Regions from separate parts of the Homo sapiens genome. Here region 1 is linked to region 2. A link is a contact called in ENCODE Hi-C or POLR2A ChIA-PET data. All regions are on one chromosome and are shown on one strand. Each heading gives the region's core, a stretch centred on a gene start or an enhancer-like site at or near the end of the contact. The rest is flanking DNA. Distances are from core to core; before and after follow the strand shown.

Region 1 (6,078 bases), core at 2,165-4,664, 49 kb before region 2:
CTGCTTGTTCATTGTTTTTGTTGTTGTTGTTGTTGTTGTGATGGAGTCTTGCTCTGTCGCCCAGGCTGGAGTGCAGTGGTGTGATCTTGGCTCACTGCAAGCTCCGCCTCCCGGGTTCACGCCATTCTCCTGCCTCAGCCTCCCAAGTAGCTGGGACTACAGGCGCCTGCCACCACGCCTGGCTAATTTTTTTGTATTTTTAGTAGAGACGGGGTTTCACCGTGTTAGCCAGGATGGTCTCCATCTCCTGACCTCGTGATCCACCCGTCTCGGCCTCCCACAGTGCTGGGATTACAGGCGTGAACCACCGCGCCCGGCCGATTGCTTGTTCATTAACTATAGTCTTCTTTTTTTTTTTTGAGACGGAGTCTCACTCTGTTGCCCAGGCTGGAGTGCAGTGGCACGATCTCGGCTCACTGCAACCTCTGCCTCCTAGGTTCAAGCGATTCTTCTGCCTCAGCCTCCCAAGTAGCTGGGACTACAGGCATACACCACTACGCCCAGCTAATTTTTGTATTTTTAGTAGAGATGGGGTTTCACCATATTGGCCAGGCTGGTCTCGAACTCCTGACCTCATGATCCGCCCACCTCGGCCTCCCAAAGTGCTGGGATTACAGGAGTGAGCCACCGCGCCCGGCCACTCAGGCAGGATTTCTATGTGACAGTCTTGAGGCAGAATTCCTTCTCTGGGAAACCTAAGTCTTTGCTCTTTAGGCCACAATATCAAGAGTAATCTCCTGGCTGGGCGTGGTGGCTCACACCTGAAATCCCAGCACTTTGAGAGGCCGAGGCAGGCGGATCACAAGGTCATGAGATTGAGACCATCCTGGCCAACATAGTGAAACACGGTGAATACAAAACTTAACTGGGCGTGTTGGCATGTGCCTGTAATCTCAGCTACTTGGGAGGCTGAGGCAGGACAATCACTTGAACCAGGGAGTCGGATCGCAGGTTGCAGTGAGCCAAGATCGCGCCTGGGTGACAGAGCGAGATTCCGTCTTAAAAAAAAAAGGGCCAGGCACGGTGGCTCATGCCTGTAATCCCAGCACTTCTGGAGGCCAAGGCGGGCAGATCACGAGGTCATGAGTTCAAGACCAGCCTGGCCAACATAGTGAAATCCTGTCTCTACTAAAAATACAAAAATTAGCCGGGTGTGGTGCCTGTAGTCCCAGCTACACGGGAGCCTGAGGCGGGAGAATTGCTTACACCCAGGAGGCGGAGGTTGCAGTGAGCCGAGATCACGCCACTACACTCCAGCCAGGGTGACAGAATGAGACTCCATCTCAAAAAAAAAAGAGTAAACTCCTTTACTTAACGTCAGCTGAGTATAGATGGCAATGTCTTTGCTTCGTTTTATTTTTTTGAGATGGAGTTTCGCTTTTGTTGCCCAGACTTGCCCAGACTGGAGTGCAATGGCACGGTCTCAGCTCACTGTAACCTCTGCCTTCCAGGTTCAAATGATTCTTGTGCCTCAGCCTCCCAACTAGCTGGGATTACAGGTGCCTGCCACCACACCCAGCTAATTTTTGTATTTTTAGTAGAGATAGCGGTTCACCATGTTGGCCAGGCTGGTCGCGAACTCCTCACCTCAGGTGATCTGCCCACCTTGGCCTCCCAAAGTGCTCCAATTACTGGCGTGAGCCACTGTGCCCAGCCAAGATGTCAGTGTTATCTACAAAATGCCCTCACTGAAGTATCCAGACTACAGTCAGGCATGGTGGCATGCTTGTAGTCCCAGATACCCAGGAGGCTGAGGCAGGAGAATCACTTGAGACTGGGAGTTCAAGTTCAGCCTGGAGAACATAGTGAGAGTCTATCTCATTAAGATAAATAATAATGCAAATGTGTATATATACAGTGCCCAAGGGCACCATAGCCTTGCCAAATTGACACATCTTTTTTTTTTTTTTTTTTTTTTTGTGGAAACAGGGTTTCACCATCTTACCCAGAGTGGTCTTGAAATCCTGGGCTCAAGTAATCCTCCCACCTTGCCCTCCTAAAGTGCTGGGATTACAGGCGTGAGCCACTGCGCTTGGCCTGACACATAAAATTAACCATCACAGAGTCATCAATGTGGTAACCAATCTCTTTTTTTTTTTTTTTCTTTTTTGAGATAGAGTCCCGCTCTGTCACTCAGGCTGGAGTGTAGTGATATGATCTCAGCTCACTGCAGCCTCTGCCTCCCAGGTTCAAGCGATTCTCCTGCCTCAGCCTCCTGAGTAGCTGGGATTACAGGCACACACCATCACCCTGGTTAATTTTTTGTATTTTCAGTAGAGACAGGGTTTCACCATGTTGGCCAGACTGGTCTCGAACTCCTGACCTCAGGTGATCCACCTGCCTCAGCCTCCCAAAGTGCTCGGATTACAGGTGTGAGCCACCGTGCCCGGCCTGGTAACCAATCTCTAAAGAGCACATGGTACCACCCAGAGAGAATGAGATAAAGGCCTAGAAGGCCAAAGGCATCAACAGAGGAAAAGGTCAAGACAGGAAAGGAGTGAGGGTTTATAGAACAGACTGAAATTATAGAAGGAAGGGAGCCTGGATACAGGGGTGTCATGGAAACCAGGGAAAAGCAGTGGATCAAACAGTGTGGTCAAGTATGTCACAGACTGCAGAAAGCTCAAGTAAGAGGAGCACTGAATAATATCCATTAAATTTGAAGCCTTTATATCTTTTTTCCCAAGAAGCAACAGTCTCATGGCTGGTGTACAACTGCTTCAGAAAATAGTTTAGCATTAGCAGGGAAGCTGAACAGGTGCAGACCTCAACATCCAGCAACTCCACTCTTACGAATATGTGGATGCTTGCTACTCAGACTGTGGTCCACAGACAGACAGCATCAGCATCAGCAGGAACTTGTAGAAATGCAGAATCTGGCCAGGCACGGTGGCTCAACGCCTGTAATCCCAGCACTTTGGGAGACTGCAGTGGGCGGATCGCTTGAGCCCAGGAGTTAGAGACCAGCCTTGGCAACGTAGTGACCCGGTCTCAAATTGGAAAAAAAAAAAAAAAAAAAGGGCCAGACATGGTGGCTCATGCCTGTAATCTCAGCACTTTGGGAGGCTGAGGCGGGCAAATCACCTGAGGTCAGGAGTGCGAGACCAGCTTGGCCAACATGGTGAAACCCCATTTCTACTAAAAATACAAAAATTAGCCAGGCGTGGTGGCATGTGCCTGTAGTCCCAGCTACTTGGGAGGCTGAGGCAGGAGAATTGCTTGAACCCGGGAGGCGGAGGCTGCAGTGTGCCACTGCACTCCAGCCTGGGCAACAGAGCGAGACTCTGTCTCAAAAAAAAAAGAGAGAGAAAAAAAAAAAAAGAAAGAAACACAGAATCTCAGGCCCCACCCAGACCTACTGACTCAGACTCCGAATTAAAACTCCAGATGACTCATGTGCATGCTGATTTCAAGAAGCATGTAATCTTCAAACCCTTTTGCTCACATTAAAAGAATTTTGCAAATTATGTACCCCTTGCATGTTTTTATGCTGCTATCTAAAACTTTCCCCAAATGTTTAGTTGCAAAAGAATGCCATTCCAGTGTGTTGTAAACATGGATCTTTTTTTAAAAGTCTTATTTCACTTTTTAACCATTCCCTTCATGATTCATTTTATTTTTTTTTTTATGTATTTATTTGTTTATTTTTTGAGACAAGAGTCTCCCTCTGTCTCCTAGGCTGGAGTGCAGTGGCGCCATCTCGGCTCACTGCAACCTCCGCCTCCCAGGTTCCAGCAATTCTCCTGCCTCCACCTCTCGAGTAGCTGGGACTACAGGTGCCTGCCACCACGTCTGGCTAATTTTCGTATTTTTAGTAGAGACGGGGTTTCACCTTGTTGCTCAGGCTGGTCTCGAACTCCTGACTTCAGGTGATCCACCCGCTTTGGTCTCCCAAAGTGCTGGGATTACAGGCATGAGCCACCACACCCAGCCCAATTCATTTTATTTATTTATTTTTTATTTTATTTTTAAGATGGAAGCTTGCTCTGTCACCCAGGCTGGAGTGCAGTGGCACGATCTCGGCTCACTGCAACCTCTGCCTCCCGGGTTCAAGAGATTATCCTGCCTCAGCCTCCCGAGTAGCTGGGATTACAGGCATGCGCCACCACGCCTGGCTAATTTTTGTATTTTTAGTAGAGATGGGGTTTCATCATGTTGGCCAGGCTGGTCTTGAACTCCTGACCTCAAGTGATTCATCTGCCTCAGCCTCCCAAAGTGCTGGGATTACAGGTGTGGGCCACCGTGCTGGGCTCATGATTCATTTTTAAAGTACATGATTATAATCTTCTTTAACAGTCAGAAATTTCACATTGTTCTATTTCTTCTGAATTCTTATTTTCATAGTTCTATTTCTACCCCCAAGACATTATCCTAATGTAATACATTTTGTGCTTGAAAGCCTTCTAAGCCTGAGCAACATGGCAAAACCCTGTCTCTACAACAAATAACAAAAATTAGCTGGGTGTGGTGGCGTGTGCCTGTAGTCCTAGCTACTCTGGAGGCTGAGGTGGGAGGATCACCTGTTCCTGGGGAGGTCAAGCCTGCAGTGAGTCATGATTGTGCATTCCAGCCTGGGCAACAGAGTGAGACCTTGTCAAAAAAAAAAAAATGAGCAAAGGACTTGAATAGATATTTCTCCAGAGAAGACACACAAATGGCCAACAAGGACATGAAAAGATGCTCAACATCATTAGTCATTAAGTAAATGAAAATAAAACTATAATGAGTACAACTTCATATCAACTAGAATGTCTATTTAAAAAAAAAAACAAGCCAGGCGCGGTGGCTCACGTCTGTAATCCCAGCACTTTGGGAGGCTGAGGTGGGCGGATCACAAGGTCAGGAGTTCGAGACCAGCCTGGCCAATATGGTGAAACCCCATCTCTACTATAAATACAAAAATTAGCCAGGCGTGGTGGCGCGTGACTGTAGTCCCAGCTACTCAGGAGGCTGAGGCAGGAGAATCCCTTGAACCCGGGAGGCAGAGGTTGCAGTGAGCCAAGATCGCACCACTGTACTCTAGCCGGGGCAACAGAGTGAGACGCTGTCTCAAAAAAAAACAAAAAACAAAAAAAAACAGAAAATAACAACTGTTGGCAAGGATATGGAGAAATTGAAGCTTGTGTACAATCTCCTGGTGGGAACATAAAATGGTGCAGCTGCTGTGGAAAACAGTTTGGCAGTTCCTCAAAAGGTTTAACATATAGGGTGGGCACAGTGGCTCACGCCTGTGATCCCAGGCTGAGAGGAATTTGGGAAGCTAAGGCTGGAGGATCGCTTGAGCCTAGCAGTTCGAGACCAGCCTGGGAAACACAGCAAGACTTCATCTCTACAAAAAAAAAAAAAGAGGTGGGCGGGGGAGCAAATGCCATGGCTCACGCCTATAATCTCAACAATTTGGGAGGCCAAGGCAGGCGGATCCCTTGAGCTCAGGAGTTCCAGACCAGCCTGAGCAACATGGTGAAACCCTGTTTCTACAAAAATGCAAAAATTAGCCAGGCATGGTGGTGCATACCTGTAGTCCTAGCTACTCGGGAGGCTAAGGCGGGAGGCTAAGCCTGGGAGGTGGAGGTTGCAGTGAGCCAAGATCACACCACTGCATTCCAGTCTGGTCAACAGAGATCCTGTCTAAAAAAAAATAATAATAATAATACGTTAAAAATTTAACATATAATTGCCATATAATCCAACAGTTCCACTCCTAGGTATATATCCAAAAGAACTGTAAATAGGTATACAAACAAATTCTAGTATAAGCATCCAATTAAAAGACAATGAATGAATTACAGCTACACAAGTCAACAAAACCATAATGTTGAGTGAAAAGGCCAGCCCCAGAACATGTACAGTATGATTCATCTGTGTGATGGTCAAACAGACAAAACTAAACTGTCCGGGAAAACCTACAACTGCATAGATACTGAAACTATTACAATAAGCAAATGAAGTATACACGGTCATACCTCAGAGATATTTTGGGCTTCGTTCCAGATCCCCTCAATAAAGCCAGTCATATCAACAACTTTTTGGTTTCCCAGTGCACACAAGTTATGTTTACACTGTACTGTAGTCTATTCA
Region 2 (3,463 bases), core at 309-2,808:
AGAGGCCAGGCATGGTGGCTCACGCCTGTCATGCCAGCACTTTGGGGGACCGAGGTGGGCAGATCACCCTGAGGTCAGGAGTTCGAGACCAGCCTGGCCCACATGGTGAAACCCCTCTCTACTAAAAATACAAAAAATTAGCTGGGCGCGGTGGCGGGCGCCTGTAATCCCAGCCACTTGGGAGGCTGAAGCAGGAGAATCGCTTGAACTCAGGAGGCGGAGGTTGCAGCGAGCCGAGATTGCGCTACTGCACTTCAGCTTGGGCGACAGCAAGACTCCGTCTCAAAACAAAGAAAAAAGATTAAAAAAAAAAAAGAGCCATTAGAGAGACTTCCCAGCAGGTGGCTGTAGCGGCAGGGGATTTTCTTACTCTACAGCATGCATCCATTCAGGGTTTGCCAGTCTCCTCCTAAGCGACTGACATGCATTTTTTCCGCTAATTCTTATCATCGCTCTATGCAACATAATATTCCCGACCCCACTTCACAGGAGGAAACTGAGATTACATAACCTGCCCGGGGGTAAGGGTGGTGGTGCAGCTTGGATTCCAAATCCCGCAGGCAGCTTGCCTCCCAGTCCCCGATTTCCTGGCCCCAGGGTCCGCTCTAACCGGTCTCTGTTGCGGCTCAGTGGAAGACCTGGAGCGGAACAACGGCTCCCTGGACCGGCCCTACTACATGTCCAAGAGCCTTCTAAAGATTCTGGGCAAGAAGAACGAGGCGCCCCCGGACAACAAGAAGAGGAAGAAGTGACAGCTCCGGCCCTGATCCAGGACTGCACCCCACCCCCACCGTCCAGCCATCCAACCTCACTTCGCCTTACAGGTCTCCATTTTGTGGTAAAAAAAGGTTTTAGGCCAGGCGCCGTGGCTCACGCCTGTAATCCAACACTTTGAGAGGCTGAGGCGGGCGGATCACCTGAGTCAGGAGTTCGAGACCAGCCTGGCCAACATGGTGAAACCTCCGTCTCTATTAAAAATACAAAAATTAGCCGAGAGTGGTGGCATGCACCTGTCATCCCAGCTACTCGGGAGGCTGAGGCAGGAGAATCGCTTGAACCCGGGAGGCAGAGGTTGCAGTGAGCCGAGATCGCGCCACTGCACTCCAACCTGGGTGACAGACTCTGTCTCCAAAACAAAACAAACAAACAAAAAGATTTTATTAAAGATATTTTGTTAACTCAGTAAATCTGTGACTCATTCTCTCCACGACGACAGGCGGCCTTTTTTTTTCCGCGCCCGGCTCTTTAAAATCGGCCCCGCCCCTGTGACGTGTCCTGGTGCCGCGGCCAATCAAAAAGCCCAATAAGGATGGTGCCAGTCCCTTCTTCACCCCAGCCAGTCCGCTTCCCGTTCGGGTCACGCGCTCCGGGCCTCCAAGAGGGCCTCCAAGAGGGCCAATCGGAAGGGCAAGCTTCGAGATGCTGCGTGATCACGTGGGAGGAGATGAGCTACTTGAAGACCAATTAGAGTCCGGGAAGCGCGGCGGGGCCTCCAGACCGGGGCGGGCTTAAGGGTGACATCTGCGCTTTAAAGGGTCCGGGTCAGCTGACTCCCGACTCTGTGGAGTCTAGCTGCCAGGGTCGCGGCAGCTGCGGGGAGAGATGACTGGGGAGCGACCCAGCACGGCGCTCCCGGACAGACGCTGGGGGCCGCGGATTCTGGGCTTCTGGGGAGGCTGTAGGGTTTGGGTGTTTGCCGCGATCTTCCTGCTGCTGTCTCTGGCAGCCTCCTGGTCCAAGGCTGAGAACGACTTCGGTCTGGTGAGTCACCCTTTGCATAGCCCCATCCCCGACCCGCGCAGGTGATCGACACCTAGTGTCCCCCGGAACGCGGGCGGCTGAGCCGACTTTCCGCGACAGGACCCTTTTCTTTCTCCCAGACCCCGTTTCCTCCTACCGCTCCCAGCCCCTCTCCCTCTCCGGGTCCCCGTCCTTCTCCTCATTCGAGCCCCTTCCTCTTTTGGGGTCCCCTTCCCTCCCTGAAGGCGCCTTCTCCTTTCGTAGACCCTCCCCTGCTCCGAGCCTCCAGCTTCGCTCCAAACTCCCCTTCGTGTTCCTCTTTCTTGTTCTGGGACCCCATCCCCTACTCGGGATCCCCATTAGATCCTCCCTCTCCCATCGGAACGTGGGTTCCTAAAACCCCCAAGACAAGTTTGTCTTTGTTGACCCTTCCTCCTCCCATGACAGGTGCAGCCGCTGGTGACCATGGAGCAACTGCTGTGGGTGAGCGGGAGACAGATCGGCTCAGTGGACACCTTCCGCATCCCGCTCATCACAGCCACTCCGCGGGGCACTCTTCTCGCCTTTGCTGAGGCGAGGAAAATGTCCTCATCCGATGAGGGGGCCAAGTTCATCGCCCTGCGGAGGTCCATGGACCAGGGTATAAAGATGTCTGGGTGAAAGAGCCGGTGCTAGGTTGGATGGGTGGGCAGCCCAATGAGCCCAAGGGCCCTGAGGATAGGGGAACTTAGAGGGTTGGTTGCCTGAGTCCCTGAGGGGTAGAGGGAACCCGAGAAGGGCAAGTGTCTAGGACAGTGATCTGGAAATTGGGATCACCAAGGAGTTGGACATTCACTTAGCAAACATTTATTGGGTACTATATACCTATACCAGGCACTATTTTAGGTTTCATGAATATAGCCACGAACAAAACAGATCAAAAATCTCTGCCCTCAGGATTTAAATTGTACTGGAAGGAGACAGACAAGCATAATAAACAAGTAAACTTTTTTGTCTGTTGCAAGGTGATAAATGCAATGGAGAAAAATAAAACAGGACAAGAGGTATAGATAGTGCAAGTGTTGGATTGCACCCTGGGACCATCGGAAGGCCTGAGGTCCCTAGCAGAAGGTGGGAAATTAACGGGAAGTGGTAGAAAGGGTACCTGCAGAGTGCTCACTCTGGGTTTCTTCCTCCAATTTTTTTCAGGCAGCACATGGTCTCCTACAGCGTTCATTGTCAATGATGGGGATGTCCCCGATGGGCTGAACCTTGGGGCAGTAGTGAGCGATGTTGAGACAGGAGTAGTATTTCTTTTCTACTCCCTTTGTGCTCACAAGGCCGGCTGCCAGGTGGCCTCTACCATGTTGGTATGGAGCAAGGATGATGGTGTTTCCTGGAGCACACCCCGGAATCTCTCCCTGGATATTGGCACTGAAGTGTTTGCCCCTGGACCGGGCTCTGGTATTCAGGTCTCTGTCCTAGGAGATAGGTGGAGGGGGCTGCCTTGTGGAGAGTCTGAGGGATACCCCCAAATGGACTCCTTTCCAAGGGGAAGATTCTCTGAAGTCAGATTTTCTGGCTTGGGTGGGATTCCTTGAAAGACAGGGCATCCTGGTAGGAACACATTATCAGGAGAAGAGGGAACTCTGCCATTGGCTTCCCATTTGGCATTGTCAACAGGACTGCGTTAGTCCATGCAATACCCTCATGCAAAGTAGAAAAAGGCACTGCCTCTTTGGAC

The links. A loop is a pair of places that touch in the nucleus more often than their neighbours do. ChIA-PET counts read pairs that join two places held with the same protein, here RNA polymerase II (POLR2A). Pooled maps may share reads with other maps.
Region 1: a pooled map shows a loop between it and region 2 (10-fold over the local background). The contact joins the enhancer-like site here to the promoter of NEU1 in region 2. A Hi-C loop is called at or near these places in 5 of 168 maps with a recorded cell type or tissue (GM12878, endothelial cell of umbilical vein, heart right ventricle and 2 more), 2 of 37 single-sample maps with no recorded cell type and 19 of 50 pooled maps. POLR2A ChIA-PET finds 5 or more read pairs at or near these places in 24 of 52 experiments (AG04449, CD4-positive, alpha-beta T cell, CD4-positive, alpha-beta memory T cell and 18 more).

What each region holds. Positions count from the first base shown.
Region 1 is chr6:31,908,872-31,914,949 of GRCh38, reverse strand. It overlaps a transcript of C2 not described here. Among named protein-coding and RNA genes, the nearest start is that of ZBTB12, 9.8 kb to the right of the region's middle. Within about 2 kb of position 3,414, at least 4 of the 41 ENCODE cell types and tissues checked have a DNase peak (open chromatin) inside an H3K27ac peak, as active enhancers do.
Region 2 is chr6:31,860,916-31,864,378 of GRCh38, reverse strand. It overlaps NEU1 (neuraminidase 1), which reads left to right and starts at 1,558. Exons shown (of 6, transcript NM_000434.4): 1 at 1,558-1,761; 2 at 2,188-2,380; 3 at 2,929-3,191. The coding sequence starts at 1,603. SLC44A4 (solute carrier family 44 member 4) reads left to right here. Exons shown (of 21, transcript NM_025257.3): 21 at 631-1,187. The coding sequence ends at 752. RefSeq lists enhancers at 1-127, 128-751, 752-1,377.